2 separate regions of the Homo sapiens genome follow, and region 1 is linked to region 2. Evidence: read pairs that join two places in POLR2A ChIA-PET (ENCODE). Cell type or tissue: OCI-LY7. All regions are shown on one strand. Links, peaks and the distances in the headings refer to the core of each region. The heading gives the core; the rest is flanking DNA. Region 1 overlaps ZNF638 (zinc finger protein 638). Region 2 has its middle 10 kb from the start of PAIP2B.

What was found. Peaks named below come from ENCODE experiments on the same cell type or tissue, not always from the same donor. Only the 100,000 strongest peaks of a DNase experiment are listed, where the experiment ranks them.
Region 1: POLR2A ChIA-PET joins it to region 2 with 6 read pairs; 4 of 35 experiments call an interaction of 5 or more read pairs at or near these places.

What each region holds. Positions count from the first base shown.
Region 1 is chr2:71,409,038-71,425,136 of GRCh38, reverse strand. ZNF638 (zinc finger protein 638) reads right to left here. Exons shown (of 28, transcript NM_014497.5): 21 at 6,498-6,535; 22 at 1,099-2,323; 23 at 422-487. Among named protein-coding and RNA genes, the nearest start is that of DYSF, 50 kb to the left of the region's middle. RefSeq lists silencers at 924-1,218, 8,243-8,292 and an enhancer at 7,895-8,524. In OCI-LY7, for the core only: no CTCF peak of the experiment used is centred there; no DNase peak of the experiment used is centred there; H3K4me3 peaks cover 725 bases; H3K27ac peaks cover 801 bases.
Region 2 is chr2:71,229,406-71,245,504 of GRCh38, reverse strand. No RefSeq gene overlaps it. Among named protein-coding and RNA genes, the nearest start is that of PAIP2B, 10 kb to the right of the region's middle. In OCI-LY7, for the core only: no CTCF peak of the experiment used is centred there; a DNase peak (open chromatin) is centred at 9,194; H3K4me3 peaks cover 768 bases; H3K27ac peaks cover 1,197 bases.

The DNA.
Region 1 (16,099 bases), core at 6,200-11,199, 180 kb before region 2:
AGAGACCATCCACTTAAGGTTAAATTAGAGCCAAAAGGATAACCTGTTTTAACAAAATGAGGATGACTCAAGTCAAATGTCAGTCTCTTTCACATATATAAATTTTTTTTCTGTGTCTACAACCTATTCCTGTCAATATGAGATTGGAGGTATTGCCCTACTCTACTCTCTTTCTGTCCCCATATAACATTTTGCCCGCTCCCCCCGCCTCAAGAAAACACAAGGTGTTTAGACTAGCTCAAGGTCAAAAAGTAAATTAATGGTAGGATTAGAGATAAGTTAAAAACAAAACATCTCATTCCTATCCCTTGCTCTAAACTCTTAGTCACTAACATTGTTAAGGCAGGCACAAGTTATAAGATAGATGAACTGTGCTATGGAGATGAAAAAGAAGGGTTAGGGTCTGTGATCTATTTTTTACCTCTTTAGATTTGGAACTTCTACCAGTAGTGCTTTTAGGATTCTTAGTGTTTTGCTCAGCCAAAGTCTGAAATAGTAAATAAGAAATACAGAAAAACGGAATTTACAACCATATTATTAATGTTCTGGAAAAAAAAACAAAAAACAAAAAAAAACAGTAAACATTACCCAAATACAGTCAATTATGCAAATTATTTAACATGTATACAAAACTAAGTCAACAGTCACTAAACAGTATAGGCACAGTCTGTACAAGTTGTAGTTAAATTCAGTTTTACTGATCTTTTCGTCCCACAATGTCTAGTTAGGCAATCAGTGACCTGATAAAGGAAGCTTCAATTTAAGAGAGGAAACAGTTTCCCATTCAGAAGCAGAGTGGTAAATCACCTTAGGAGATTCACTGCAGACTTTTTTTTTTTTTTTTTAAACCACAGTTATTTCCAAATTGTATCCAAATAATGCTTTTCAAACATGTCAATAAATTATGAACTTGAGTTTAATACTCTGAATGTCTACTGGCTTAAACAATGGAATCATTTAAGAAAAGGAAATGGGAGCTTCCGGGGTAGAGTGAGGAGATGAAAGTATGAAACAAAATTACATCTCCTACTACATAGCTACAGCAGCGGAGCTAATCACTTCAAAGACACACTGTGCCATTCTTCCTACCCTCCTCACCTTATTGTTGCTGTCATCCCGTTTCATGATGGAAGGTCTAGCCTCTGTTTCCTGAGATTGTTTTGTTATATCTCTGTAATCCAGTTTAGAAAGCTTGCCTTGCAGGGCTGAGATCCTTCCACTGCCTCCTCTGGTAAGACTGCTCTGAGTAGGTTTGAATTTACTGCTGCTTTCTGCCAAGCCTGACCTGGCACTTGTGGGTTTAAGCAGACCAAATTCCTTGGCTGAAAGTTTCTTTTCAGCATTTATTTGATCTCTGGGCACAGATTTTGGAAAACTTTTCTGATTTTCAGTTTTTGAAACTGTAGCTTTTGCCTTAGGAGAAGAGACTATAACAGCCTTGATGCTTGGTTTACTGCTAGATACATCTGATACAGCCAGAATACTAGTTTTACTAGTTTCATCAGGCTTATTAGCCTGACCCACTCCTTTATTTGGGTATGCCTTGAATAAAGTGTTTTCTGCAGGCTTTTCTTTCATTGCTGCCATCTTTTCCACCTTTTCTGCATCCATCCTACCTTCATTCTTTTCAGCCTTCTCTGTTCCTATTTGAAGATCCATTCTGGTTTCCTTAGTATTAAATTCCTTCTCCTCCTTTTCATCCATGTTACCTTTTTTTTCAGAAATATTCTTTTTGTCCACTGTCTTCTCATCCCCAGTGGGAATTCCTGGTACTAACGTCACAATACAAGTTGATGGCAATATTTCCGAAACAGTTTCATTTTTTTCTACTTCAGCTACAGCTTCTACCATAGTCTGTGTAATTCCAGAAATGAAATCTTCTGCTTCAGATGGAGATTCTTCTAGAATTCCTTTGAGGTTCCTTTCTTCTGCAAACACACTGTCAGATGGTAACAATGCTGTTTTAGGGTTAATAATTTCTGCCCCTTTCTTCTCCAAGTCACTGTTAAACATCTGCTGATTTAAAGCACACTCCTCGGCATTTTCAGTGAATTGTTCAATACTGACTGAAGCGGATGCTACAAGAGGAATTTCTTCTTTGACCTCCTCTCCTTGAGTTTCAAGCTCCAAAGTTTCAACAGCAAAGTCAGAATCACATGTTGCTTTTTCAGCTTCTTCCTCACAAGGCTCTTCCTGCTGTACCAAAGTTTCTGTTTGAATGCTGGGAGTACTTTCTTCTTCAAGCTCATTAGGTTTAACAGAGGGACTATCAGTTGCTGTTTGCACCTCACTTTCATCAATTGGACTGTTTTTCAAGCCAGGGCTAAAAGTATTTAAAAACAAACAAAAAGAACACAAACAAAAACACAAACAAAAATCAAACTATGATGAGAATTCAACCATTATAAAGAATCCTGCTGATGCCAATTGTTAAGACTTCCTGATGCATTCGTAATAAGCACTGGGAAATCCAACCAATCAGCATAAAATGGGTAAGATGTATTGCTGGAAATACGTAAATAATATAAATTATGACTGTTGATATGTTCCTTTTGCGCTCATGTGATTACAGCCAATATTTTCCCTCCTCTGTCAAGTTAACCCCTGACATTGAAAGGTCAAATGTGAATCTGAGACACTTCAAATATTATCAGGTCCTATTCCCAACAGTGGTAACTGAAATAATAAAATATGTGTACAGTTCTACAATAAAACTAATGATCCATGCATTATGATTTAAAATTTTATAAGTGAACCTTACCTAAAAAGAACATAAACAGAAACTGGTGGGGGGAAAAGACCATACTCTAAATCATATCACCTTTTTATTTTTTTTTTGGATGTAAAATATTTTTTTAATTACCCAAGAACCATATTTATTAATGATAATACTTAGAACATTATTTGGAAAGTATTCTTTATATACTCTATTGAGGATTTAAAGCTAGTGACAAAACCTGATATAATCACCTTATGTGAACATACAGTCTTATAAATATTTGCCTTTGGCTATAAGAAGAAATGCATTAAAAAATAAACCTTCCCAATTCAAGAGAATAATGTATAATTCTAATATTTAACTTAAATGTGTAAGTAATATTCAGAAGAAATGGAGGAAATACATGGCTAAGTATATGTAATTCATCTTATTTCATCATGGTCTTCCCAAATCTAAAGTATATGAAAAGTGAGTAGTCCTATAATTCCAGTACTTTCACCGAGGTAGACACAGAATAAGTTATTTTTATATCAATATTCCACAAATCAGAGGTTTTCTTGAAGAACAAGGAAAACCTTAGCTTCCAAAAACAATGCCCAACATGCTATCAATGCAAATTAAAATTTACCAAATATATTCATATAATGAGAAGCAGCAGATTGGAGAAAGACACCAGAGAGTGATCCTATCATATCAATACCTGATTATTAAAAAGTACTGACTTTCTTCTCCTATTTTTTAAGGAAGGAGAGGATGAGCCATCCCTTTTGACCTGCTTCTTAGAGGGTGGCCATGTACCCTTCAGTTAACAACACAAGATGGTGTATATCTGTGTGCTGAGATGTTAACCATATTTAAGAAAGTTGTGCTACCACATCAGGGTCTTAAATCATTTGAACCAAACTGGTCTTCCCTCATGCCCCAAAGATTACATCCTGAGGAGAAAACTTTTCTACCAGATTAGAGAAATACCTCTTGACCCTAAACCTTAATCAATATATATTCTATCCATTGTGCAAGTTATTCTTTGCATGCTAAAATGTTTTTTTTTTAAAATAATCACACCCCTTTTTTTCAAAATATAAATGGCTAATTTTAAGAGTTTCAAATCTTTACAATTCACAATAAAATTTGTGGCAAAGCACAACCAGAAAAGAGCAGTGACATTCACAGTTACAGCAGGTATATGAATATTACTTCTCAAAACAAGCTTTTGTCTTTAAATTACAAGACTCATTTCCAATAATGAAGAAAATATTCAAATTCCTGCCTCATTACTGTACTGCATATTAACCCTACATAAAACTTTAGAAACTTAGGGCTAAGTAAAAACATCTATGGGGCTAGGATAACAATGGAGACCTTGATTCCTGGCTCAAGGATATAGCAAGACTTTCCCCTTCACAAGTTTTTCAATAAAAAAGTTATTATCTTATATACAAACTGAACCATTATGCAGTTCCATACTTGAAACAGAGAACACAGGTCTACTCAGAAGAATTATTTAATTCCATATTTGTCCTTGTGTGCTAGTCTTTTCAAATCATAGTGTTTTCTTTAGAGAAGTCATTTACCAAAACTAGTATCTGCTTTCTGGCTAATATGGGAAAAAAGCCTCAATATTGATCAAGTTAGTTTGAAAAGACAGTTTGAAATGTCAAATAAATGACATTAACACCAAAGTTAAACAACCACTCTTTGTAACGATCAAATGAAAACAGCCACATTCTGGGAAATGGAACAGAAAAGGATTCCAGAAAGGCATTTGAGATACAGATATCTCATTTGCCACTCCTCCCTCCAGCCCCAATATCCCAGTAATACCAGAATTTCACAGCCTTCAGAAAAAGCATACAATAAAAGCTGGGCATTAGAACAAACGTTAACACTGAAAGACAAACATTCTGAGAAACCTTAAACTGGGACTTCACAATACTAAAGATTAGTGTTTATTTCAGAGGCCAACTGTTTACTTCCTAATGTTAATGAATTAGAAAAATTTCACTTAGCATTCTTATTTGTGGCTTTAATCAGATGATAAATAAAATCTGTTTACATATCAACAGAATGAGTACAGTGTGAATTATTAAATTATGAATGTATCCACGAGTTTCCTCTAAACAGTATTTAAATAGTTTAGTTATAAACAAAAGTATCATATTCATAATGAATTGGCAACCACAAGTGCTTTAAAACAAAACAAAACAAGTGCATGTAGTACCAGCTACACAGGAAGCTGAGGTGGGAAAACAGCTTGTGCCCAGGAGTTCAAGGCCAGCCTGAGCAACATAGCAAGACCCTGTCTCTAAAAAAAAACACAACAAAAACAACAAATAGTATTTTCTCAGCATCAGTTCACTCCAAAACAAATGTTTAGTATTCTGGACATATCCCACATCTTTTTCTCTAATGTTAAAAAAAAAAAAAAAAAAAAAAAAAAAAAGGCGGGGGGGGGTGGGAATTAAGAAGTTTTTGGTGCTAATTTTAAAAATTAGTTTTATGAGGTTGAATACATCTATAAATTATTTAAGAAATATATTCAATTTTAAAAGCTATGTCTAAACAATGAGAGGAGAACAATGACCAACTGCTATTGCTATGGAGAACAACTTTTCATGCAGACCTCAAAAAATCTTTGTAAAATGAAATAAAATGGGTTTTGCCACAGAGTTAACGTGGCCAATCTTTAGGTCTATATATATAGTACTACATAGGCACTGTTATTTATTAAGCCCTTTGTGAGCTTTCACATCACACACTGCTGGTGGTACTATTTCTTAGGTATGTGAATGCACCTGGTATGACATACAACTTAAATAACCCTGTGCTGACACACAGAGCAAACCTATTGCTTAATGTTACTGGTATATTTTAATGTACTCATCATCTTTGTCAACTAAAATAATCTGATTTTATAAAAATTACTGAGAAGAAAAATCCGCTAAGACGTTCTGTTTTTCAGGGATCTTAACATCAGTGCATCAGATAAAATAAACACTTTACATATTTAAACACTTTCAAACTGCTGTTTCAAACAAATATACGCTCTTACAACAAGGACTAATAAATATTGATGACTCAGTATACAGGAGGAAAAAGAAATATTCTAAATCAGTGATTTACAATGAAGAGCAGTGAAAGGCAAGTCATCAACTGGTGGAACAAGGGTGGTGATAAGGAGGATATCCATCAGAATGAGAAAGTTATTAAGGAGAGGGTGTACTTTACGTGGTCAAAACAAGGCTGTAAGTCACCAGTTTGTGGAGACTTTGAAAAACAAGCTTTCATTCCTCTGATAATGCAAAACTATATACATAATTTTTTTGGACAAATACTTACTCGCCCCAACCCAGTTGTTTTTAAAAAGTATCAAAACACACAATGAAATTAAGTAACGTTAAAAGGTTAAAATTTTACTACCGTGTTTATTTTGGAATAGGAAAATCTAACAAAAACAATGTAATTACTGTTCGTGATGTTGAGTTATTCGAGAGTCTTAAAACATTTTATAAAGTGGTTTATTTAATTCAAACTGTTTATATACGCAGTTACTCTAAATATTCAGTAAATACTTAAATGAGAGTAAATAAAAAGCAACAAACGAAACTCCTAGGTCAGGCTGAGTCCAAAAAGAAAACTGTAACAAGCCCATATGTACACAAAATAAATATGCAGAAAAGAACTTTTCACTACATGTGAGCCATTACTATAAAATACAGCAATAAAATTCAGAAACTAAATACTATACAAAAGTGTTAGTAAACATAAAGCAACATACCTTTCTTTTTCTAATTCTGGGTCATGCTCAATTTGCACCTGTAATATAATCAGCATTTTATTAGAGGCTATTCCACTGGATTTGAAATATTTAACTATAAAAGCAATGTTTTTAGTAAAAATTTAAGCTCAAAAAAAAAAACCTTAAAAATGTATCAAAGCAGCTAGTTTTCAGTGTCTACATTACTATCAGGTTCTAGAATTTTTTTCTAATTAAAGACCTCCAAATTAGGTCACACACAATAACTTATATTAATGAAAAAATAAGTTTCCTTAATAATGATATAAATAAGAAACTTTATTAACTTTAGAAGCCTGGAAATTCTATCTTTTCCCTAAACAATAAATGTGAAATATCAACATCTTCCTTGAGGAATTATTTTAAAAGACTTCTAAGAGAGATCAGCTGACTAAAAAAGTTTCCTATTCAAAATACCTAGAAATGCTAAATAAAATTGAACAATAATCCTTTTAAATATTTGTCTGATATCTGATAAATATTTTAAATATTTATCTGATATGTGGGTCCCAAGAAAGCAATACTCTGTAGCCCCAAAAAAGGGCAGGAATTAAAAATCAGTCCCTATATGGCAAGCACTGTCCTGGGTACTTGGGATGCATCAGTGAACAAAATGGCAAAACATATCTGCCATTCAGAGCTTATACATACTAGAAGGAAGCCTTTTCTGAGAAATCATGCACTCTCTGGGTAGAAGTCTTCTAGAAAGATTTTGTCAGACTAAAAACTGAAAACAATACTTTAAGGAAATTCAATGTGTCTAGAGAGGATTCCTGGCATAGGTGTTTGAGTCCAACAGTAAAGACTTCCTTTACTGGGATATCTGGTGATAAGTCTAGCTTATATCCTAATGATACTGCCCAAAACTAAAGATGATGGTTTTTAAGTCCCAATTACAGAGAGTGTTTACTAGCAGCTTTCCATTAAGGAGAAAAGTTTATTAGAGAGAAAAAAAAAAAAACCCTGCATGGTATCAGAGGAACTCTACATCAGATACCTATATTGGCCAACTTACTTCCTTATTCATAAAGGAATAACGGAAAAACAAATGCACAAAAGTAAACAAAGTAAGCTAAAGAAAAGATATTTCAGACAACTGAAGTGCCTTTTAAAAAACTCAGGGAGGAGCCAAGATGGCCGAATAGGAACAGCTCCGGTCTACAGCTCCCAGCGTGAGCGACGCAGAAGACGGGTGATTTCTGCATTTCCATCTGAGGTACCGGGTTCATCTCACTAGGGAGTGCCAGACAGTGGGCGCAGGTCAGTGTGTGCGCGCACCGTGCGCGAGCCGAAGCAGGGCGAGGCATTGCCTCACCTGGGAAGCGCAAGGGGTCAGGGAGTTCCCTTTCCGAGTCAAAGAAAGGGGTGACGGACGCACCTGGAAAATCGGGTCACTCCCACCCGAATATTGCGCTTTTCAGACCAGCTTAAGAAACGGCACACCACGAGACTATATCCCACACCTGGCTCAGAGGGTCCTATGCCCACGGAATCTCGCTGATTGCTAGCACAGCACTCTGAGATCAAACTGCAAGGCGGCAACGAGGCTGGGGGAGGGGCGCCCGCCATTGCCCAGGCTTGCTTAGGTAAACAAAGCAGCCGGGAAGCTCGAACTGGGTGGAGCCCACCACAACTCAAGGAGGCCTGCCTGCCTCTGTAGGCTCCACCTCTGGGGGCAGGGCACAGACAAACAAAAAGACACAGTAACCTCTGCAGACTTAAGTGTCCCTGTCTGACAGCTTTGAAGAGAGCAGTGGTTCTCCCAGCACGCAGCTGGAGATCTGAGAACGGGCAGACTGCCTCCTCAAGTGGGTCCCTGACCCCTGACCCCCGAGCAGCCTAACTGGGAGGCACCCCCCAGCAGGGGCACACTGACACCTCACACGGCAGGGTATTCCAACAGACCTGCAGCTGAGGGTCCTGTCTGTTAGAAGGAAAACTAACAAGCAGAAAGGACATCTACACCGAAAACCCATCTGTACATCACCATCATCAAAGACCAAAAGTAGATAAAACCACAAAGATGGGGAAAAAACAGAACAGAAAAACTGGAAACTCTAAAACGCAGAGCGCCTCTCCTCCTCCAAAGGAACGCAGTTCCTCACCAGCAACGGAACAAAGCTGGATGGAGAATGATTTTGACGAGCTGAGAGAAGAAGGCTTCAGACGATCAAATTACTCTGAGCTACGGGAGGACATTCAAACCAAAGGCAAAGAAGTTGAAAACTTTGAAAAAAATTTAGAAGAATGTATAACTAGAATAACCAATACAGAGAAGTGCTTAAAGGAGCTGATGGAGCTGAAAACCAAGGCTCGAGAACTACGTGAAGAATGCAGAAGCCTCAGGAGCCGATGCGATCAACTGGAAGAAAGGGTATCAGCGATGGAAGATGAAATGAATGAAATGAAGCAAGAAGGGAAGTTTAGAGAAAAAAGAATAAAAAGAAATGAGCAAAGCCTCCAAGAAATATGGGACTATGTGAAAAGACCAAATCTACGTCTGATTGGTGTACCTGAAAGTGATGTGGAGAATGGAACCAAGTTGGAAAACACTCTGCAGGATATTATCCAGGAGAACTTCCCCAATCTAGCAAGGCAGGCCAACGTTCAGATTCAGGAAATACAGAGAACGCCACAAAGATACTCCTCGAGAAGAGCAACTCCAAGACACATAATTGTCAGATTCACCAAAGTTGAAATGAAGGAAAAAATGTTAAGGGCAGCCAGAGAGAAAGGTCGGGTTACCCTCAAAGGAAAGCCCATCAGACTAACAGCGGATCTCTCGGCAGAAACCCTACAAGCCAGAAGAGAGTGGGGGCCAATATTCAACATTCTTAAAGAAAAGAATTTTCAACCCAGAATTTCATATCCAGCCAAACTAAGCTTCATAAGTGAAGGAGAAATAAAATACTTTATAGACAAGCAAATGCTGAGAGATTTTGTCACCACCAGGCCTGCCCTAAAAGAGCTCCTGAAGGAAGCGCTAAACATGGAAAGGAACAACCGGTACCAGCCGCTGCAAAATCATGCCAAAATGTAAAGACCATCGAGACTAGGAAGAAACTGCATCAACTAATGAGCAAAATCACCAGCTAACATCATAATGACAGGATCAAATTCACACATAACAATATTAACTTTAAATATAAATGGACTAAATTCTGCAATTAAAAGACACAGACTGGCAAGTTGGATAAAGAGTCAAGACCCATCAGTGTGCTGTATTCAGGAAACCCATCTCACGTGCAGAGACACACATAGGCTCAAAATAAAAGGATGGAGGAAGATCTACCAAGCCAATGGAAAACAAAAAAAGGCAGGGGTTGCAATCCTAGTCTCTGATAAAACAGACTTTAAACCAACAAAGATCAAAAGAGACAAAGAAGGCCATTACATAATGGTAAAGGGATCAATTCAACAAGAGGAGCTAACTATCCTAAATATTTATGCACCCAATACAGGAGCACCCAGATTCATAAAGCAAGTCCTCAGTGACCTACAAAGAGACTTAGACTCCCACACATTAATAATGGGAGACTTTAACACCCCACTGTCAACATTAGACAGATCAACGAGACAGAAAGTCAACAAGGACACCCAGGAATTGAACTCAGCTCTGCACCAAGCAGACCTAATAGACATCTACAGAACTCTCCACCCCAAATCAACAGAATATACATTTTTTTCAGCACCACAGCACACCTATTCCAAAATTGACCACATAGTTGGAAGTAAAGCTCTCCTCAGCAAATGTAAAAGAACAGAAATTATAACAAACTATCTCTCAGACCACAGTGCAATCAAACTAGAACTCAGGATTAAGAATCTCACTCAAAACCGCTCAACTACATGGAAACTGAACAACCTGCTCCTGAATGACTACTGGGTACATAACGAAATGAAGGCACAAATAAAGATGTTCTTTGAAACCAACGAGAACAAAGACACCACATACCAGAATCTCTGGGACGCATTCAAAGCAGTGTGTAGAGGGAAATTTATAGCACTAAACGCCTACAAGAGAAAGCAGGAAAGATCCAAAATTGACACCCTAACATCACAATTAAAAGAACTAGAAAAGCAAGAGCAAACACATTCAAAAGCTGGCAGAAGGCAAGAAATAACTAAAATCAGAGCAGAACTGAAGGAAATAGAGACACAAAAAACCCTTCAAAAAATCAATGAATCCAGGAGCTGGTTTTTTGAAAGGATCAACAAAATTGATAGACCGCTAGCAAGACTAATAAAGAAAAAAAGAGAGAAGAATCAAATAGACACAATAAAAAATGATAAAGGGGATATCACCACCGATCCCACAGAAATACAAACTACCATCAGAGAATACTACAAACACCTCTACGCAAATAAACTAGAAAATCTAGAAGAAATGGATACATTCCTGGACACATACACTCTCCCAAGACTAAACCAGGAAGAAGTTGAATCTCTGAATAGACCAATAACAGGCTCTGAAATTGTGGCAATAATCAATAGTTTACCAAACAAAGAGTCCAGGACCAGATGGATTCACAGCCGAATTCTACCAGAGGTACAAGGAGGAACTGGTACCATTCCTTCTGAAACTATTCCAATCAACAGAAAAAGAGGGAATCCTCCCTAACTCATTTTATGAGGCCAGCATCATTCTGATACCAAAGCCGGGCAGAGACACAACCAAAAAAGAGAATTTTAGACCAATATCCTTGATGAACATTGATGCAAAAATCCTCAATAAAATACTGGCAAACCGAATCCAGCAGCACATCAAAAAGCTTATCCACCATGATCAAGTGGGCTTCATCCCTGGGATGCAAGGCTGGTTCAATATACTCAAATCAATAAATGTAATCCAGCATATAAACAGAGCCAAAGACAAAAACCACATGATTATCTCAATAGATGCAGAAAAAGCCTTTGACAAAATTCAACAACCCTTCATGCTAAAAACTCTCAATAAATTAGGTATTGATGGGACGTATTTCAAAATAATAAGAGCTATCTATGACAAACCCACAGCCAATATCATACTGAATGGGCAAAAACTGGAAGCATTCCCTTTGAAAACTGGCACAAGACAGGGATGCCCTCTCTCACCGCTCCTATTCAACATAGTGTTGGAAGTTCTGGCCAGGGCAATCAGGCAGGAGAAGGAAATAAAGGGTATTCAATTAGGAAAAGAGGAAGTCAAATTGTCCCTGTTTGCAGACGACATGATTGTTTATCTAGAAAACCCCATCGTCTCAGCCCAAAATCTCCTTAAGCTGATAAGCAACTTCAGCAAAGTCTCAGGATACAAAATCAATGTACAAAAATCACAAGCATTCTTATACACCAACAACAGACAAACAGAGAGCCAAATCATGAGTGAACTCCCATTCACAATTGCTTCAAACAGAATAAAATACCTAGGAATCCAACTTACAAGGGATGTGAAGGACCTCTTCAAGGAGAACTACAAACCACTGCTCAAGGAAATAAAAGAGGACACAAACAAATGGAAGAACATTCCATGCTCATGGGTAGGAAGAATCAATATCGTGAAAATGGCCATACTGCCCAAGGTAATTTACAGATTCAATGCCATCCCCATCAAGCTACCAATGACTTTCTTCACAGAATTGGAAAAAACTACTTTAAAGTTCATATGGAACCAAAAAAGAGCCCGCATCGCCAAGGCAATCCTAAGCCAAAAGAACAAAGCTGGAGGCATCACACTACCTGACTTCAAACTATACTACAAGGCTACAGTAACCAAAACAGCATGGTATTGGTACCAAAACAGAGATATAGATCAATGGAACAGAACAGAGCCCTCAGAAATAATGCCGCATATCTACAACTATCTGATCTTTGACAAACCTGAGAAAAACAAGCAATGGGGAAAGGATTCCCTATTTAATAAATGGTGCTGGGAAAACTGGCTAGCCATATGTAGAAAGCTGAAACTGGATCCCTTCCTTACACCTTATACAAAAATCAATTCAAAATGGATTAAAGATTTAAACGTTAGACCTAAAACCATAAAAACCCTAGAAGAAAACCTAGGCATTACCATTCAGGACATAGGCGTGGGCAAGGACTTCATGTCCAAAACACCAAAAGCAATGGCAACAAAAGCCAAAATTGACAAATGGGATCTAATTAAACTAAAGAGCTTCTGCACAGCAAAAGAAACTACCATCAGAGTGAACAGGCAACCTACAACATGGGAGAAAATTTTCGCAACCTACTCATCTGACAAAGGGCTAATATCCAGAATCTACAATGAACTCAAACAAATTTACAAGAAAAAAACAAACAACCCCATCAAAAAGTGGGCGAAGGACATGAACAGACACTTCTCAAAAGAAGACATTTATGCAGCCAAAAGACACATGAAGAAATGCTCATCATCACTGGCCATCAGAGAAATGCAAATCAAAACCACTATGAGATATCATCTCACACCAGTTAGAATGGCAATCATTAAAAAGTCAGGAAACAACCGGTGCTGGAGAGGATGTGGAGAAATAGGAACACTTTTACACTGTTGGTGGGACTGTAAACTAGTTCAACCATTGTGGAAGTCAGTGTGGTGATTCCTCAGGGATCTAGAACTAGAAATAACATTTGACCCAGCCATCCCATTACTGGGTATATACCCAAAGGACTATAAATCATGCTGCTATAAAGACACATGCACACGTATGTTTATTGCGGCACTATTCACAATAGCAAAGACTTGGAACCAACCCAAATGTCCAACAATGATAGACTGGATTAAGAAAATGTGGCACATATACACCATGGAATACTATGCAGCCATAAAAAATGATGAGTTCATGTCCTTTGTAGGGACATGGATGAAATTGGAAACCATCATTCTCAGTAAACTATCGCAAGAACAAAAAACCAAACACCGCATATTCTCACTCATAGGTGGGAATTGAACAATGAGATCACATGGACACAGGAAGGGGAATATCACACTCTGGGGACTGTGGTGGGGTCAGGGGAGGGGGGAGGGATAGCATTGGGAGATATACCTAATGCTAGATGACACGTTAGTGGGTGCAGCGCACCAGCATGGCACATGTATACATATGTAACTAACCTGCACAATGTGCACATGTACCCTAAAACTTAGAGTATAATAAAAAAAAAAAAATTAAAAATAAAAAATAAAAAATAAATAAAAAAAATAAAAAACTCAAAAGAACATCCTCAGAAAAATTCAAGAGAATACAGCATCTATGAAATCAGTGCTGGTATTATTTCCAGAAAAACAGAATATTAAAAATTGAAGGAAATAAATCAAAAAATAATAATAGAAAAACTTCCCTGGGGCCAGGCATGGTGGCTAATCCCTGTAATCCCAGCACTTTGGAAGGCTGAGGCAGGCAGATCATGAGGTCAGGAGTTCGAGACCAGCCTGACCAGCATGGTGAAACCCCATTTCTACTAAAAATACAAAAAAAATTAGTGGGCATGGTAGGGCGTGCCTGTAGTCCCAGCTACTCGGAAGGCTGAGGCAGGAGAATTGCTTGAACTCGGCAGGTGGAGGCTGCAGTGAGCCGAGGTCACGCCACTGCACTCCAGCCTGGACAACAGAGCCAGGCTCCATCTCGACAAAAAAAAAAAAAAAAAAAAGGGGGGGGGAGGTGGTGGGTGGGGAGAAAAACTTCCTGCTCTAAAAGCAGGATGCAGGAAATGAGTCCCAAACCAAGAAAAAACCTTACTCACTGGACTAGCAATACCAACCCTCTCTTTAGAAATTCTGGAATCACCAAGTATGTCCCTAAAGCCTTTGATCTGGTTCTTCTGCCTAAAAATCTCCCCTTGAAATTTTCTTAGAGCTTGCTCTCTTCCATCAGGTCTCTCAAATAACTCTTCTGCTGAGGGACTATCACTGACCACTTTAAGATACACATTCCCCACATTAATCATTCTCTTTTTATCTCAATTTATTTATTCACAGTCTTTTTACCACTTTTATATCTGTTTATAGTCTATCTCCTCCACTAAAATATAATCCTTGAGAACTAGGACATTGAAACAATGTTCATCATGGTATTCTAATACCTAAAATAGTGTTAGCATAGAGAAAAGGAATTAGATAAATATTAGTTTAGGGCCAAGCACAGTGGTTCACACCTGTAACTCCAACACTTTGGAAGGCCCAGGGTGGAGGAGCACTTCAGGCCAGAAGTTTGAGACCAGCCTGGGCAACACAATGAGACCCCATCTACACACACACACACACAAAAAAAAAATCAAAAATCAAATAAAATAAAGTTAGCCGGGCATGGTGGCATGCCCCTATAGTCTACTCTGGAGGCTGAAGTGAGAGGATCGCTTAAGCCCAGGAGTTAAGGTTTAAATCATGTGGGCCATGATTGAACCATGGCACTCCAGCCCAGGTGACAGAGTTAAGACTTCGTCTTTAAAACAAACAAACAGAAAAACAAACTAGTTTAAAGAATTAATAATATAAATCCTAAAACCTTTCAGAGGAACAAAATAGTTTTGATCTAAATCAGACTTCTCCTCAATAATACTGGATTCTGGATGCTAAAAACAATCAAAGGAAAAATAGCCTAAGCACAGAATTTTACATCTAGACAATCAATCAATGAAATACGTAAGAGCAAAATAAAGTCAGTTTCAAACATGCAGAATTTCAGAAAATGTACTGCCTCCACATACTTTCTGGGGTAAAAAAAATACTTGAGAATGTACTCTAGCAAACAGAAAAACCACCTGTGACGTGACAGAATCCAAGAAAAAACAGACATGACTCAGAAAAACAATGAAAGAAAACCAAAGGTGTATATAATTGGTCGACAAAGCAAATGACCCTAAATTTAGAAAAGAGTCACAAGAATAGCTCTGAAAGGAGACTCCATTCAACAAATAGTAATTAAGTTACACAGATGATCACAGTAACATGAAGACTGTCATTTTTCCCCCTTTCAACAAGATACAAACCCTAAACCATACAAGAAAACCATAATCTACCTACTTATGAAAATGAAAATGTGGCGCCATTTTGAGAAATGACTGGGAATATAAGAAACTCACCTGTGAGTGTAGAGGTTATGGACACACATATTGCCTTCTTTATAAACCCATTCTCATTATTACTTAATTCTGCAGTAAATATCTTCATAATCATGATACCAAAAATGCAGCTACTAGTTTTCAGTATTTAGAATGGAGTGCTACATGCTTTGTATACAAGCTAACTATAGATATTGAAATAAAGGTCACACATACTACACAAAGAAGTAACATTTCAGTCTAACAAAAACAGTAAGTGTTGAAGAGAAGATAATATAGAGTTGATTATTAACTCATTTTAAATAGTAGTCAATTAAAAACTGTTACAAATAAGCCATATGTGTTATCCAACTTAAACTATACGAATAAGGTTCTGGGTAAGCACTTAGGAAGTGAAGTACCAATTCAGGCAGAAGTTTATGTAAATTTTCACTTCTTTAATTTTCTTTTAACTCTAAGAATTTGGGACTATATTTCTGGGATAAGGATTTCTGTACAGTCAGTGTTTAATTTTGAATTTAGTTGAACACAACTGAATAACAGCT
Region 2 (16,099 bases), core at 6,741-11,740:
ATGTGGCACATATACACCATGGAATACTATGCAGCCATAAAAAAAGATGAGTTCATGTCCTTTGCAGGGACATGGGTGAAGCTGGAAACCATCATTCTAAGCAAACTATCACAAGGACAGAAAACCAAACACTGCATGCTCTCACTCATAGGTGGGAGATGAACAAGAAGAACACATGGACACAGGGCAGGGAGCATCACACACCAGGGCCTGTCAGGAGGTGGGGGGCTGGGGGAGGGATAGCATTAGGAGAAATACCTAATGTAAATGATGAGTTAGTGGGTGCAGCAAAACAACATGGCACATGTATACCTAGGTAACAAACCTGCACATTGTGCTCATGTACCCCAGAACTTAAAGTATAATAATAAAAAAAGAAAAATGATAGCTGTGATTTATTAGCATGAAAAAATGCTCAATATTTTTTTCAAATGAAAAAAGGAGACTAGAGAACATTATGTATATGACAGTCCCATCTGTGGCTGTGTGTGGTGGGGGGTGTTTAAAGAGAGAGTTATATGGAAGGAAACAGGTTATCTCTGGATAATGATATTTCTGGACACATTTGCCACCCTTTTAATATTTTTCTGGTTTGCCAGCCTTTTAATATTTTCCTGGCTCATTAGATTTGTTTATTAATATAAACTGTCATTTTGTCTAGAAAAATAGACACCCTTGTCTAGATAAAATATATTCATTCTTCAGAGCCCTTGGTCATCAACTCAAGGAGAGGATAAGGTGGGCAGGACAATTCTCTTCATTTTTCAGATGGAATATCTGAGAGCTAGAAGACAGATGAGGGACCTTGCCAAATGGCCACACAGCAAGTTAATGTCAAAAGTATTCAAAAAGTATATTTGCTAGCTATTATATAATTAGCTATTATGTAAAAGTACAGGACACTTACCACAATCATTAGGAACTTATCTCAGGATGCAAGATTTACACTATGTATTCAGGTGATAACACCTAAATAGCTATGGACAAATAGCATGTGCCATAAAAATTTGAGGAATTTCAGGCTTCTGGTTAGATAATGGAAAACCTTAAAGCAGCAGCTTGGAAGGAATTCACATGGCAAATGGTTAGGAAATATCGCTCCTAAGAACAAAAGGGCAGGTGGAAACTGGAGACCCACAGTTTATTCCATTCCTGTTTGTATGGGCTCCCCATGCCCCATACAGTCTGAAACCCTTTGTAGTTCTCATTTATACTTTAGTTTTTTCCACTCTCTGTGTGCCCTTCAAGGACAAGAACCATGTCACATTCACCAGTGGGTCCACAGCACCAAGCTCAGCAGCAGATATAGAAAAGATAGTCAGTAGGTGGGTGTTGAATGAAGAGATGAATGGATGAGGCAGTATCACTATGTACAAGACCTTGGAGACCCACAGACCATTCCTGTTCTTATCTACTTCCCATATTTTCTAATTTTCCTCCCCAGCATATAGGTGAAATTAATACATGTATCACTTTTCAGGATACAAGATGCAAATACACAAGTGCTGGGGAAGTGACAAATTAGAGCCACTGTCCTACCTGTTTCCCCAGGCCCTCAACTCCTGGCTCTGCCAAGGGCTCGCTGCCCAGAAACAGATGCTGTTCTCTCTCCTGCCAGCTTGCTGTGCTGACAGCTATAATTGCTAAATGAACAGCCTGTGTTTCTAGTAGGGAGAGAGGTTTTCAAAAGAGTGTTTGGGCTCCTGCAGCCCTGGAAAGGGAACACAATATTGGGCAATCAGAAACTACCACCTCAGCAGGAGAGATTTTCCATTACAGGAGGGGTAAATTTGGAACCTGGAAGTATTCTTGGAATTTTGGTTCCCAGAGTATAGTGGGACACTTGTGATCATTGGGAATGTGGATGCACTTTGCTTTCAGCATGCAAGCTACCATAGAAAAATAATGATTTGCAGAAGATAAATTGCATAATGGTAGTGAGGTTTGTGTGTTCTGGAAGTGTATTTAGGACATGGAATCTTAAATAACTAAGTATTTATTTAATAAATAAGTATTTGTCGGGCATGTACATGTGGAATAGAGAAACCAAGAATTCTGAAAAATGAACCTTGAAGAAAAGGTAACTTTGCTGGGGAATAAATCAGACAGTCACAAAGACATAACTAAAAATGCTAGACAAAAGTGATAAAGATCATATAACAGATACAAGTACTTGCAAAAAGAAATTATTACTCCCAATCCCCTTAAAATAGATGTATTTGCAAATGAATATTTAGATTACTGAAATCAGGAGAGACCTAAGAAACCGCTAGAGAACTTTGCAAACTATGTTATTGCCATCTCTAATCTCAAATTTGCTCTGCAAAGTTTCCTTATGATAAAGACCTTTGCCCAATGTTTCTGGTCGACATTGATAATTGATAACATATTTTCACCCACATAGTCTTGATTTTTCATTAGCATAATCATTTTATACCTAGCTGTATTTTAGCTTCTGGTAGATCTATTGATAAAAACTAATTTTTAGCTTTTATTTATAACTGCTTTTAAGAAAAATATTTAAACGGAAAAACAAAAGAATAGTACATGGAATTATTACCTGCATCCAAAACTAGTTAAATTTTTGTCATATTTACTTCACATATATGTATATATATGAGTATGTATTACTAAACCATTTCAAAGTGAATTTCAGTTGTCATGAGTTAATCTTTAAATATTTTCTTAGAGCTCGAAAACATTAAGAATATTCTCCCTATTAACTGCAATAGCACCATTACAACCAACAAAATTACCAATAATTCTCTAATGCTATCTAACATCTCCAGTACATATTTGTATTTTCTCAACTATTCCAAATGTATCAAAAGTATTTTAAAGCTTATTATTTAAATAAATGGTCATTGATATCGTCATTACCACTAAATAACTATCACAGTATCATGTGTATTCTTAGTTATATAATGTTCCCTCCTAACCTGTGCATTTAAGTTTGGCCAGCCTACTCAAGCATCTTGAGATTGCCCCCCTCTTTTTTTTTTTTGAGACAGAGTCTTGCTCTATTGCTCAGGCTGGAGTGCAGTAGTGTAACTTCGACTCACTGCAACCTCCGCCTCCCAGGTTCAAGCGATTCTTCTGCCTCAGCCTCCAGAGTAGCTGGGATTACAGGCGTGTGCCACCACGCCTGGCTAATTTTTGTGTTTATAGTAGAGATGGGGTTTCACCATATTGGCCAGGCTGGTCTCAAACTCATGATCTGCCCGCTTCAGCCTCCCAAAGTGCTGGGATTACAGGCGTGAGCCACCATGCCCGGCCTGGCTATCTTGACCCTTTCTACAAGTTCTAGCTAGGTCCTCTTTCCCTTTTGTGTTGTTGTTGTTGTTTGCCTTTATTCCTTACCTTCCTTTCGTCTGGCTCCTAACCTAGCTTTATTTGCTTTTGTCACCTCTCAGACGTGACACTACTTTCCCTCTCCAATCTTAGCCTTGGCTCTCTTTTGAACAGTTGTTGGACTCTCCCTCTGGATGTCTTTCTGTCAGCTGTTCTATCCTAATTGACTTAACCAATGCCAACATCAGCCAGATTATGCCTTTGAGGTCTGCTGGGGCCCCTATCTTGGGGGATGGGACATCCTATCTTGGGGCCCTGTATTGGGGGATAGTTCATGATGGGTAGAGTGGAGGGGATTTCAAGTACCATGGAGGATTTGTCATGATTCAGCCACACCAGTCTTGCCCTGCCTCACTGTGGCTGACTACTCTTGCACGGCCCCATTCCTGGCTCCCATGTCTCTGCCTGGCAACTTCACATTGCTGCTTCATTGAACTATCTGTTTGGTGCTGTTCTCTAGACCTCAAATACAAGAAGAGTTTTTCTGCATTCCAATTATGCTTAGAATCCTCTTCTTAGGGCAGATAGAGAGGGCAGATCAGTACATGCAAGTACCCAAGGAAGCCAATGATTTGATGTTCCATTAAATCAGTGCTTAAAGAGTATTTGTTCAGTGTTTCTTTAGAGAAAAAAGCACTGTGTGGGGAAGGACTACAGGTCCTTGTGTATTTGCATACTCAACTCAGCAAAACAAAGCCTTGTGGTTGACTGGACCCACTTTCTGTAAAAGAAAAAAAAAACATTTGGGAAGAAGAAAGGAAGCAATATTGCTGAAGTTGAAATGTTGGGGTAGGGGGCAAGCAGGGAGAGAGGACAGTGACCCAGAAGACCACATGAATCCAGCTGTTCGTGGAGGCTGTGTGTCCAGAGCCAGCTCCTATTAGTCACATGCTGCCCACACTGTCTGAGGGTCTTGACCTCTCCAAGCCGAAAGCCAATAACCAGAGCATCTCCTGAAGGACTCATGCCTGCCACCCACCAGCATTGCTTGGGACCTGGAGCATCAGTTCCTCTGTCACATCAATGCCAGAGGTTTCGGATGCATACCACCTACAGGGAGGCTGAGGGGCTGCCCTGTCATCACTCCCTTCTCTAGTACAAATGTCCACTTGAATTTGTGCCCAGCCTGAGATCTAGCCAAGCAGCTGCACTCCCTTTTCTGAAACTGAAACTCTTCTCACAAACCATAACACCAATTCCTCAGCCAGCCCCCAGTGACCTTTGTAAAGAGCTCCTACCAGGACTACCAAGGCCTCAGTGTAGCTCATAGCCATATTTGGGGGCATTGGATGTTACTAGCGGCTCATTCGCTCCTTTCCTACCCTCACAGCACCACTAATTGACTCATTCAGGAGGTAAACTGATTTGTTAGGTCCCAGGAAGCAGCTCTATAATCCAGAGGCTGTAGGGTTTGTTTGTCCCTGCTTTGACCTTGTCTGAGCCAGTATGGCATTTTATAGTCTCTAGACTCTTAGCTTACAGCAAAGTTATAGGCGTACGTGCATCTCAGAAGGACATCAGATCTGTTAACTGCAAACCTGTTCCCATTTTGCATGGAAGCTGAGCCCAGTGGAGACAAAATATTATCCCAGGGAATGGAAATTTTAGCTTTTAGCCACTGTTTCCTGAGGTCTCAGCATCTGAGGGTAGGACATACATCTCATACATCTCATCATAGCCTATAGCAGCTGCCACATACAGGGCAGTTCTGTTGATACAAGGCAGGCTGCCTCTTTTTACTATTCTGAGTTTCCAATATCATATACTCTAGGCAGTCAAAACTTCCAGGTAGACACTGTTTCCCTAAAGCTCAGGGGGCATGTGTTCAGGTTGATGCTCTGCCACCATGCTTCCTGACTAGTTATACCTAGCCCTGAATATGGTCTCCAAAGGCCACAATCAAAAATGGCATCCTACACCTTACTGCTACATGACATCTGCACACTGAAGGAACACCTGAGACATGTAAGGAATTAATGTGTCCTGTCCAACACTCAGTGCTGCCTTGAATGTTCCTGACCCAACTTTCTAACAAGGACATTTTTCATATTAGCCTCAATCTGCACCACTGGAGACAGTCTATTAATCAGATCTTCCTTTACAGAGGACTCAGTCATTTGACCTCTGACCTCACTTTCAGTTCATCTCCCAGCTTAGAAGTCTGCAACCTTGTCCAGCTGAATACTGCCCACTACACACAGTGATGACCAAATGGAGCACCTTATTCAGTGGCTCAAAGGGAACCTATCATCAGCATCTGTGTGCCTCTACAGAGCTCCTCATCATCGCAGGGTTTGTTTTCAACACTTTGCTCCTTCTCTCTAATCAGAGCACCTGCACTGTATTTCTACATCTCCCTGTACTACCAACCTGAAGCTCCACAAACTGCATAGTACTGATGCTTCCACCACCCTCATGTCCACTTGACCTTGAGCCTTCAAACCTCCCAGACCGCCCTGTGGATCAGAGCTGAGAAAATAATAAAGACAGGTATCACTCACTTTAATTCACTTCCTTCCCTAGGAATTAACAAGCATTCTCTGGGTTTTGCTTCTAACCTGTTCTCATGCTAGTCCAGCTCTTCTCAGCTCTTGGCTCTTGACTTTGCCATCATTTGAGGCACTGTTCCTGTCCTTTGGATTCTCTGAGTGAACTTGGTTTTCTGGACTTGACCCATTGAGTTCTTAAGCCAAAACCCTTGCCTTGCTCATTGAGTTCTTAAGGCAAAGTCACTGCCTTCAGAACAGTGACTGGTACTTCAGGACCTGTATCAGGCATCATGGGTTAGGTCAGGCTGTGATGACAAACAATCCTAAAGTCTCAGAGACTTAATACAGCAAAAGTTTGTCACTCTTTCTCTATGTTCATTGTGATTCAGCAGGGGCCTCTCTCACTGTAGTTACTCAAGAGACCCAGGCTGATGGAGGCTCCATCTCAACATCTGCTACTTGATCACTGTGATATGAAGAAGATGTAGAATATGATCTACTGGCTTTTAAAATACCTGTCCAGGCTGGGCATGGTGACTCACGCCTGTAATCCCAGCACTTTGGGAGGCCAAGGTGGGTGGATCACTTGAGGTCAGGAGTTGGAGACCACCCTGGCCAACATGGCAAAACCCCGTCTCTACTAAAAATAAAAAAATTAGCCAGATGTGGTTGCAGGCGCCTGTAATCCTAGCTACTCTGGAGGCTGAGGCAGGAGAATCGCTTGAACCTGGGAGGCACAGGTTGCAGTGAGCAGAGATTGCACCACTGCACACCAGCCTGGGCAACAGAGCGAAACTCAGTCTCAAAAAAAAAAAAAAAACCCAAAAAATCTGTCCAAAGCACATATGCTTCTCCTACATTTTACTGGCCAAAGAAAATCACATATCCATGCCTAACTTCAAAAGGGACCGAAAAGTGCCATCTATCATGAATCTAGAAAAACTATTGGAGGATTTGGAATGACAGGTCCAGGACCCAAACCTTCGGATGGCCCATTTGCTGTCACCCCCTCTCAAGGACCAACCCAGTGCCTCAGTCCCCTCTGCCACTCCTTGTTCTCAGAAGGCACTTCCATTCCTTTACTGCTGTTCACTCATCTCACGTTGCCTCTACGACCTTGCTCCTGTTCTCTGTGTTGCCCCTAAGATTAACTCCCCAGTGTATGAACTATAATTTTGCCTTTGATTCTGATATTTGCCTTCTGGCTTGGACCACATAAACATGGGAAAGAGGTGCTTTGTCCACAAGCCATGCCTGGAACTCACCAAAGCCAGGTAAGTCCTTGTTTAGCCCTGCTTCTGACAGCAGAAGTTTAGACACCCAGAGTCCCAGGACTTCCAGTTGGAGGACAAATACCAAAGCTGTGTCCAAGGGAGGGTGCTAAGGCTGAGGTAAGTCAGCCAAACCCAGCTATCATGCAAAGAGCCAAAGACAAGAAACAGGATCCTGAAAGAAGGTCAGGGAACTGGGAAACATGACAGTGAAGACTGGCAGGGAGGACACTGCAAACAGAAGCTCCTTAAACAGAGTCCCATATTCACACCTTGGGGTTTTCTAATGAAATGTGTTTAATCAAAGAAATACCTACACACAGTTTGTAAAATCAATTGGTTTTTCACGGCTGATAACAAAAATCACCAGTTCCCCCTGCCACCCTTGAGGCAATGCTTTTCTGCTTTTTTTTTTTTTAGACGGAGTTTCGCTCTTGTTGCCCAGGCTGGAGTACAATGGTGCTATCTCAGCTCACTGCAACCTCTGCCTCCTGGGTTCAAGTGATTCTCCTTCCTCAGCCTCCCAAGTAGCTGGGATTACAAGCATGTGGCACCATGCCTGGCTAATTTTTTGTATTTTTACAAAATACATGGGGTTTCTCCATGTTGGTCAGGCTGGTCTCAAACTCCCGACCTCAGGTGATCCTCCTGCCTCGGCCTCCCAAAGTGCTGGGATTATAGGCATGAGCCACTGCGCCTGGCATGCTTTTCTGCTTTTATCTGCTTCTTTTGAGATATATATTTCTCATATGTTAAGAAAAACGCTTATATACTTATTCTTGGATTTTTTTTTTTTTTTTTTTAGTTTTAGACTAGTCTAGTCTATCCATTTGCCTTTCTGCTGTGAAATATAAAGAATTAACTCTCTAATGCCACTCACTACATAGCATTTGGTATGTGCTAAGCACTGTTCTTTGCCTAGCAAATACTAAATGCTATGTAGTGAGTAGCATTAGAGAGCTCCCTAGCCTACTCCCTATCCTCCCAATGTGGTTATATCCCAAAATTCGTTATAGCCATATTTGGTATTCAGATGATGATGATTATGTGAGTATTGTCATAAAGGCCCCAGAGCATAGTGATTAAGAGTAAGAACTCTGGAAATAAGTTACTTAGGTTTGAATCTTGCCTCTACCCCTAGCTGTGTTTGACAGGCTGAATACTGTCCCCTCAAAAATGCCCAGACCCTGATCCCCAGAACCTATGAATATGTTAACTTACATGGTAAAAGGGACTTTGAAGATGTGACTAAATTAAGGATTCTGAGATTGAGAGATTATCCTGGATTGCTAGGTGGGCTGAATCTAATCACAAGAGTCCCTGTCAGAGGAAGGCAGAGGAATCAGAATCAGAGAGAGTTGTAAGGACAGAAGCAGAGTCAGAGGGCGAGAAGATACTACGCTGCCAGCTTTGAAGATGGAGGAAGAGGCCACCGGCCAGGGAATGCGTGTGGTCCCTAGAAGATGGAAATGACTAGGAAAGGGGTTCCCCCTAGAGCTCCAGAAGGAATACAGGCCTGCCAACACCCTGATTTTAGCTCACAGAAACCTCTTTTCGGCCTCCAGAACTATAAGACAATGAATTTGTATTGTTTTAAGCTATTAAGTTTGTGGTAATTTGTTTTAGCAGCAGGAGACTGATATACTGTGTAATATTTGACAAGTACCTTTACTTAACATCTTTGCCAAATATTTCTGATCTGTAAAATGAGCTGCTGGGAGGTTTAAATGAGTTAATAAATGAAAGACACTTAGAACAGTGCCTAGCACACACCAAATGCTGCATGTGTATTTTTTATTATTGTTTGTAGCTAAGCTACAAAGAGTAGTAGTATGATTATGTGCCTTTTCTTTTATCTTTTCCTGAACTGACAATGCCATCTTAGTCTTCCGTGCATTTATCATTAACTTATTCCCAGCTGTGAAATCACCTGTCAGTATGGCCATGAATTTTTTTTAAATGGTGACGTATCAGTTCCTGTTTTTCTGGAAGACATCACTGCTGGAGCACTCATCTCACTGCAGGCAGCCCGCACTCTATGCCTGCGGGACAGGTCTTGCCCCATTCACTGTCATGCTGAGAAATACCCGCCATTCTTCTCTTTTCTTAGCTCTCCTGCTTTCCTTAGTTATGTGTCTTCCTCTTTCTTGCTTTCTAATTTTGATGATGGTTTTGTGTTTTTGTGACATGGTCAGTCAGGTGCAGCCACAAGAGGAGGCACAGGAGAGGCTCATGAAAACAAAGCTTATTATACTCACAAGGCTTAGAGAGGGGATCACTGCATGCCACACAGGGTCACAGCGGGAGGCACCAGGTTTTGGCTTGGTAGCCCAAGACAGGAACAGGGAAAAAGCCTAAGCTAGAACCTTAATTGGGATTTCCTGGGGAAAGGCAAGGCTGGGTTTAGGAATGGCAAACTCGAATGATTTGGGTAGGCTCTAAGCTATAGGGATTGTCTCTAGTTGCCTGATACCTGGCTCTGGCATGATTAAAGCAGATGAATATTGCTTCTTGGGGTCTGTGGGCCAGACAGAGAAAGTACGGCTCCTGCTGAGCCCTTTGCCATCTCTAAGAATTGACCGGCCCCAGGAGGGGCAGTTTCTCCCCATATTTTTTTTTTTTTTTTTTTGAGACAGGGCCTTACTCTGTCCTCCAGGCTAGAGTGCAGCGGCGCCATCACAGCTCACTGCAGCCTCCACCTCCCCAGGCTCAAGAGATCCTCCAACCTCAGCCCCACCCCACCCCCACCCCCAGTAGCCAGGACTACAGGCTTGCCCACCACACCGGCTATTTTGTATCTTTTGTAGAGATGAGGTTTTGCTATGTTGCTAGTCTCAGTCTCCGGGGCTCAAGTGATCCATTTGCCTCAGCCTCCCAAAGTGCTAGGGTGACAGGCATGAGCTACTGAGCCCAGCCCCCAGCCAGATTTTTAAAGATGTCAAACATCATTATATACAGAAAGTTGAAAATATACAAAATATACAATACAGTAGTGCATATCCTCCAGTAGCCCCTGATAAAGGGTATCTGAGAATTAGATTTCTTGAGACTTTGCTTTTCTGAAAATATCTTTATTCCACCCTCACACTGAATTGATAGTATGGCTGGGTATAGATTTCTAGCTTAGAAATCATTATCCTTCTGAATTTTGAAGGTATCGCACCACTGGTTTCTATCTTCCTGTTTTAGTTGTGGAAAGTCTGATTTTCTTCTGATTCCTGACTTGTTTGTGTGTGACCTATTTCTTTCTGAAAACTTTTAGGATCTTGTCCTTATCCCTACAGCTTTGCAAGTGCTTTGACTTGAATTGCAGCTTTTAATAAAGAGTCAGACTCCATTTTTAATATTTGACTGCTGACAGCTTTTATTTATTTACTTATTTTTATTTATTTGAGATGGAGTCTGGCTCTGTCACCTAGGCTGGAGTGCAGTGGCGCGATCTCGGCTCACTGCAACCTCTGCCTCCAGAGTTCAAGCAATTCTCCTGCCTCGGCCTCCAGAGTAACTGGGATTACAGGCCTGCACCACCACACCCAGCTAATTTTTGTATTTTTAGTAGAGATGGGGTTTCACCATGTTGGCCAGGCTGATCTCGAACTCCTGACCTCATGTGATTCACACACCTCAGCCTCCCAAAGTGTTGAGATTACAGGTGTGAGACACCAAATCCGGCCAGCTGACAGCTTTTAATCACCATCCTCCCTCTTACCCTCTTGCCCTACATGTAGGCAAGTCGGTAAAAAAAAAGTGCACCCTCCTTGGGAAGTTCAAATCTTGCAAGCCCTAACCTGTTAATGAACACCCTTACCCCAGCCCTACCTGCTAGCCACAATTAAACCCAAAACCAGTCACCCCTCCTGCCTCTCTCATTTGTTGACCTGCTTGGAAGCCTGAAGCATGGAAAATCTCATGATATGCACGATACATCTTTTGGTGCCTTCTTGGTACTTGTGTGGTGTCATCAGGTTGGACATCTGAATGCATTCCTCCTCTACAGGAACACAGAACACCACCACTTACTAGCTGATCTGCCTCAGTTTATCCATTTGTAAAATGGGAATAATAGCAGTACTCACACTGTTGTTTTGAAAATTAAATGGGGTTAATACATGTTAAGTGCTTAAAGTGATACCTGGCACACAGTTAAAACTTAACAAGTGTTACTTATTACTGGTGTGGGCCCTTTTTATTCAAAGTGTTGGACACTTGATGAATTCCTTCAATTAAAGGACTCAGATTATTTCAGTTATGAGGCATGGTTTTGATATTTAATTTATATCCTCCTCTCTTGGGGACTACTCTCTCCTTCTAGAACATTTATCATACTTTCTCTCCTATTTTCCATCTAACTTTCTTTTTTATTTTGCTTTACGAGACATAAAATTTCATGTCTTTATCTTCCAGTTTTTCTGTGATCTTTAGATCCATTCTCTTCTTTTCACTTAATAGTAAAACTCGTGTTTAACTAGTCACCTGGTCATATAACTCATTTCCCAGTCTCTCCAGTGTTGCGGGAAGTCAGGGACCCCAAACGGAGGGACCTGCTGAAGCCGCGAAGAACATAAATTGTGAAGATTTCATGGACATTTATTAGTTCCCAAAATTAATACTTTTATAATTTCTTATGCCTGTCTTTACTGCAATCTCTGAACATAAATTGTGAAGATTTCATGGACCTTTATCACTTCCCCAATCAATACTCTTATAATTTCCTATGCCTGTCTTTACTTTAATCTCTTAATCCCATCACCTTTGTAAGCTGAGGATGTATGTCGCCTCAGGACCCTGTGATGATTGCGTTAACTATACAAATTGTTTATAAAACATGCGTGTTTGAACAATATGAAATCAGGGCACCCTGAAAAGAACAGAATAACAGCGATTTTCAGGGAACAAGGAAAGATAACCATAAGGTCTGACTGCCTGAGGGGTCGGGCAGAATGGAGCCATATTTTTCTTCTTGCAAGGAGCCTGTAGACAGATGTGTGAGTAGGAGAAATATAGCTGAATTCTTTCCCAGCAAGGAATATTAATAATTGATAACCCTGGGGAAGGAATGCATTCCCAGGGGTAGGCCTATAGACGACCGCTCTGGGAGTGTCTGTCTTATGTGGTTGAGATAAGGGATGAAATACGCCCCGGTCTACTGCAGTGCCTTCAGGCTTACTAGGATTGGATTGTAAATTCCAGCCTAGTGAATTCTAGTCAGACCAGTTGTCTGCTCTCGAACCCTGTTTCCTGTTAAGATGTTTATCAAGACAATGCATGCCCAGCGGGACATGGACCCTCATCAGTAATTCTAATTTCACCCTTGCCTTGTGATCCTGCTCTGCCCTTTTGCCTTGTGATCTTTTATTGCCCTTTGAAGCATGTGATCTCTGTGACCCACTCCCTATTCGTACATCCCTCCCCTTCTGAAATCTCTAATAAAAACTTGCTGGTTTTGAGGCTTGGGGTTGCCATCACGGTCCTACCAATATGTGATGATGCCCCAGGAAGCCCAGCTGTAAAATTTCTCTCTTTGTACTCTTTCTCTTTATTTCTCAGACCAGCTGACACTTAGGGAAAATAGAAAAGAACCTACATTGAAATATTGGGGGCTGGTTCCCCCGATACTCTGGCAAGCTAAGTTTATCCAGATGACTACGTTCTATTTAGCTGGATGGAAATGGTGAGTGGAAGACTTCCTTGAAGTCTCTTGAGGGCAGAGACATATCCTTCTTTACTTCTTGCTCCTGCCTGCTGTGTGGAATATGGAAGCCCCAGAGTTTCTTACTTCCAGGCTGCTGATATGTGAGAGCAAAATGAAGCTCTAAATTTTGAAGAGTTTTTATTTTTAATTTCCAAGAATGCTTTTTTGTTCTCTGAATGTTCCTTTTTAAAAGCAGCATTTTATTCTTTTTTGGTGATACAGTATCTTATTTTTAAAGAATATTAAGGGTTTTTTTTCCATTTTCCTCTGCTTCTTGCATTATTTCTGTTACCACTGAGTTAATTTTTTTCTGTATATTTATTTTGATCTTTGTCATTTATGTTAGAGGCTTTCCTCAATTTTCTGGTAATCATTAGCTGTCTGTTTATATTAAAGAATGAGGCACTAGGCTGGGCACAGTGGCTCACACTTGTAATCCCAGGGCTTTGGAAGGCCAACGTGGCAGGATTGCTTGAGGCCAGGAGTTTAGGACCAGCCTGGGCAATATAACAAAACCCTATCTCTACAAAAAAAAAAAATAATAAATTATCAGGACATGGTGATGTACACCTGTATTCCCCATTACTTGGGAGACTGTGGAGGGAGGATCACTTGAGCCCAGGAGTTTGAGACTGCAGTGAGCTATGATGGTGTCACTCTACTTCCACCTAGGCAATAGAGTGAGACCCTGTCTCAAAAAAGAAAGAAAAAAAGAATGAGGTACTATAAAGATAACAGTGTGTAATGGGGCTTGTTGACTAGTTGGTCTCTCCACAGGGAATAAGGTGGGATCCAGAAATTTCTTGGGTACTTCTAAATGCCAGTATCTCTAGGTATTTTATCGTGGGTTAGTCAATGTCCCCATAGAAAGATTATTTGCCTAGTAGAATAAGCCTGGGTGCTTGGACTGATTAAGTCATAGATGAGTGGATGATGGTGCCCAGAAAGAAGTCTTGAAGTGTTCAAGTGGAAATTGCCCAGGGTTAGTGATCCTCAGTTGCAGAAGTCCTCCTGATTCTAGCATGAATGGATAATACAACTTTCTTGAGAGAGGAGTCAAAGACTCTTCTCTTTTTCACTTTCTTCTTGGGGTACCTGAAGATGTCTAGAAGAATCTTTTGGTTGGCTGTTGGTGTATCCACTGATTTCTTTATCTCCCAGCTTATCTCATTTTCTTCCAGGAACCTCTCTAGGTTGTGAGGGGAGACCAAAAACCAACTAGATATCCACTCCACTTTAAAGCTTTGTCTGGTTAAATAAAATGAACCTTATAAGAAATGCTTAGCTCTTTTGGGAAAAAGTGATCTGTCTCTGTAATAATCTCTCCATACCCAGCAGTGCTTCTTTCCCTAAGGTGGCTTTCAGGAGTATGGTAAGAGAGGGCTTATGAGATCTTATAGCTTTGAAAAATAAGCTCTCTAGTGCCAGATAGTATACTTGCACATTCAGAAATGTAGTCCCCAAGTATTAAAGGACACTATCAATATAGAGAAAGGGCAACTCACAGGATATTTGCAAATCATATATCTGATAAGGGATTAATGTCCAGAATATATTTCTTTAAACCCCTACAACTCAAAAAGAAAACAATCTGATTCAAAAATGGGCAAGGGACTTGAATAGACATTTCTCCAAAACAGAAGTACAAGTCGCCAATAAGCACAAAAAAAGATGCTCAACATAACTGATCATTAGGTAAAGGCAAACCAAACGGAGTGGTAGCTCATGCCTGTAATCCCAGCAGTTTGGGAGGCTGAGTTGGCAGGATCATTTGAGTCCAGGCACAAGACCACCCTAGGCAACAAAGTGAGACCCCATATCTACAACAAATTTAAAAATTAGCTGGGCATGGTGGCACGTGCCTGTAGTCCAGCTACTTGGCAGGCCAAGGTGGAAGGATTGCTTGAGCCCAAGAGTTGAGGCTGTAGTGAGCCATGATCACGCCACTGAACTCCAGCTCGGGTGAAAGAACAAGACCCTGTCTTGAAAAATAAATGAAATAAAATTGCATTCTGAGTTATGGGAAAAATAAAATAAAATGCAAACCAAAACCTGGATAAGGTACCATTTCACACTCATTAGGATGGCTATTATTTAAAAAAAAAAAAAAAAAAAACAGAAAAGAAACTACTGTTGGCAAGGATGTGTAGAAATTGGAAACTTCGTACATTGTTGGCGGGAATGCAAAATGGTGCAGCCACTGTGGAAAACAGTACGGTGGTTCCTCAAAAAATTAAACATAGAGTTACTATATGGCCTAACAATTCTACTTCAGAATATATACCCAAAATAATTGAAAGCAGGCCCTTGAACAGATATTTGCATACCAACATTATTCACAATAGGCAAAAGATAGAAACAACCCAAATGTCCATCAATGGATGAATTGATAAACAAAATAGGACATATACCTATAATGATGCTACTCAGCCTTAAAAAGAAAAGAAATTCTGATACTTAAACGTGGGAGACATAAAGCCAAACACAGAAGGACAAATATTACATAATTTCACTTACACGTGATACCTAGAGCAGTCAAATTCACAGATACAGAAAACAGAATGGTGATTTCCAGGGGCTGGGGTAAGGGGAGAATGGGGAGTTAGTGTTTAATGGGTACAGAATTTTTGTTAGGAATGATGAAAATGTTCTGCAGGTGGATTGTGGTGATGATTGCACAAAAATGTGAATGTACTTACTGTAACTGAACTGTACACTTAAAATAGTTAAGATGGTAAATTTTATATATATTTTACCACAATTAAATTTTAAAAAATGAAATGATGTAATCTTCAAGGTTGAAGATTTATTGCCCTAATAGCAATAGGATGTGGGGAAGGGTGATGGGCTTCTCTTGCCTCCCTCCCTCTCATTGACATCATCTCCTACAACTTTATGACTGGTTTTTGTCTCATATCTGTCCCTGCCCACCACCACCAGATACCCACATTGCTACCTCATTCCTTCATTGTCTTTTGGCTTCCATAGTTTCTGATAAGAAATTTGCTGTAATTCTTATCTATTTTTTCCCCTCTGTATGTTTCCCAGCCCCTTCCTGCTCTTCACTTCTTCACATCTCTGTTCAATGGTCTTTCCTCAAACAGCTCTTAAACTAACCATTCTACTTAAAATGGCCATATTTTTTTTCTGCCTGCTTTTAAGACTTTTCTCTTTATCACTGGTAATAGCCAGCCATGAATTTATAATAGATGGCACCAGTGGTAGGAAGTGAGACGAGAGAAGTTCATCAACCCTTCCTTACATCCCATTGCTATCCTGGTAATAAAGGTTCATCC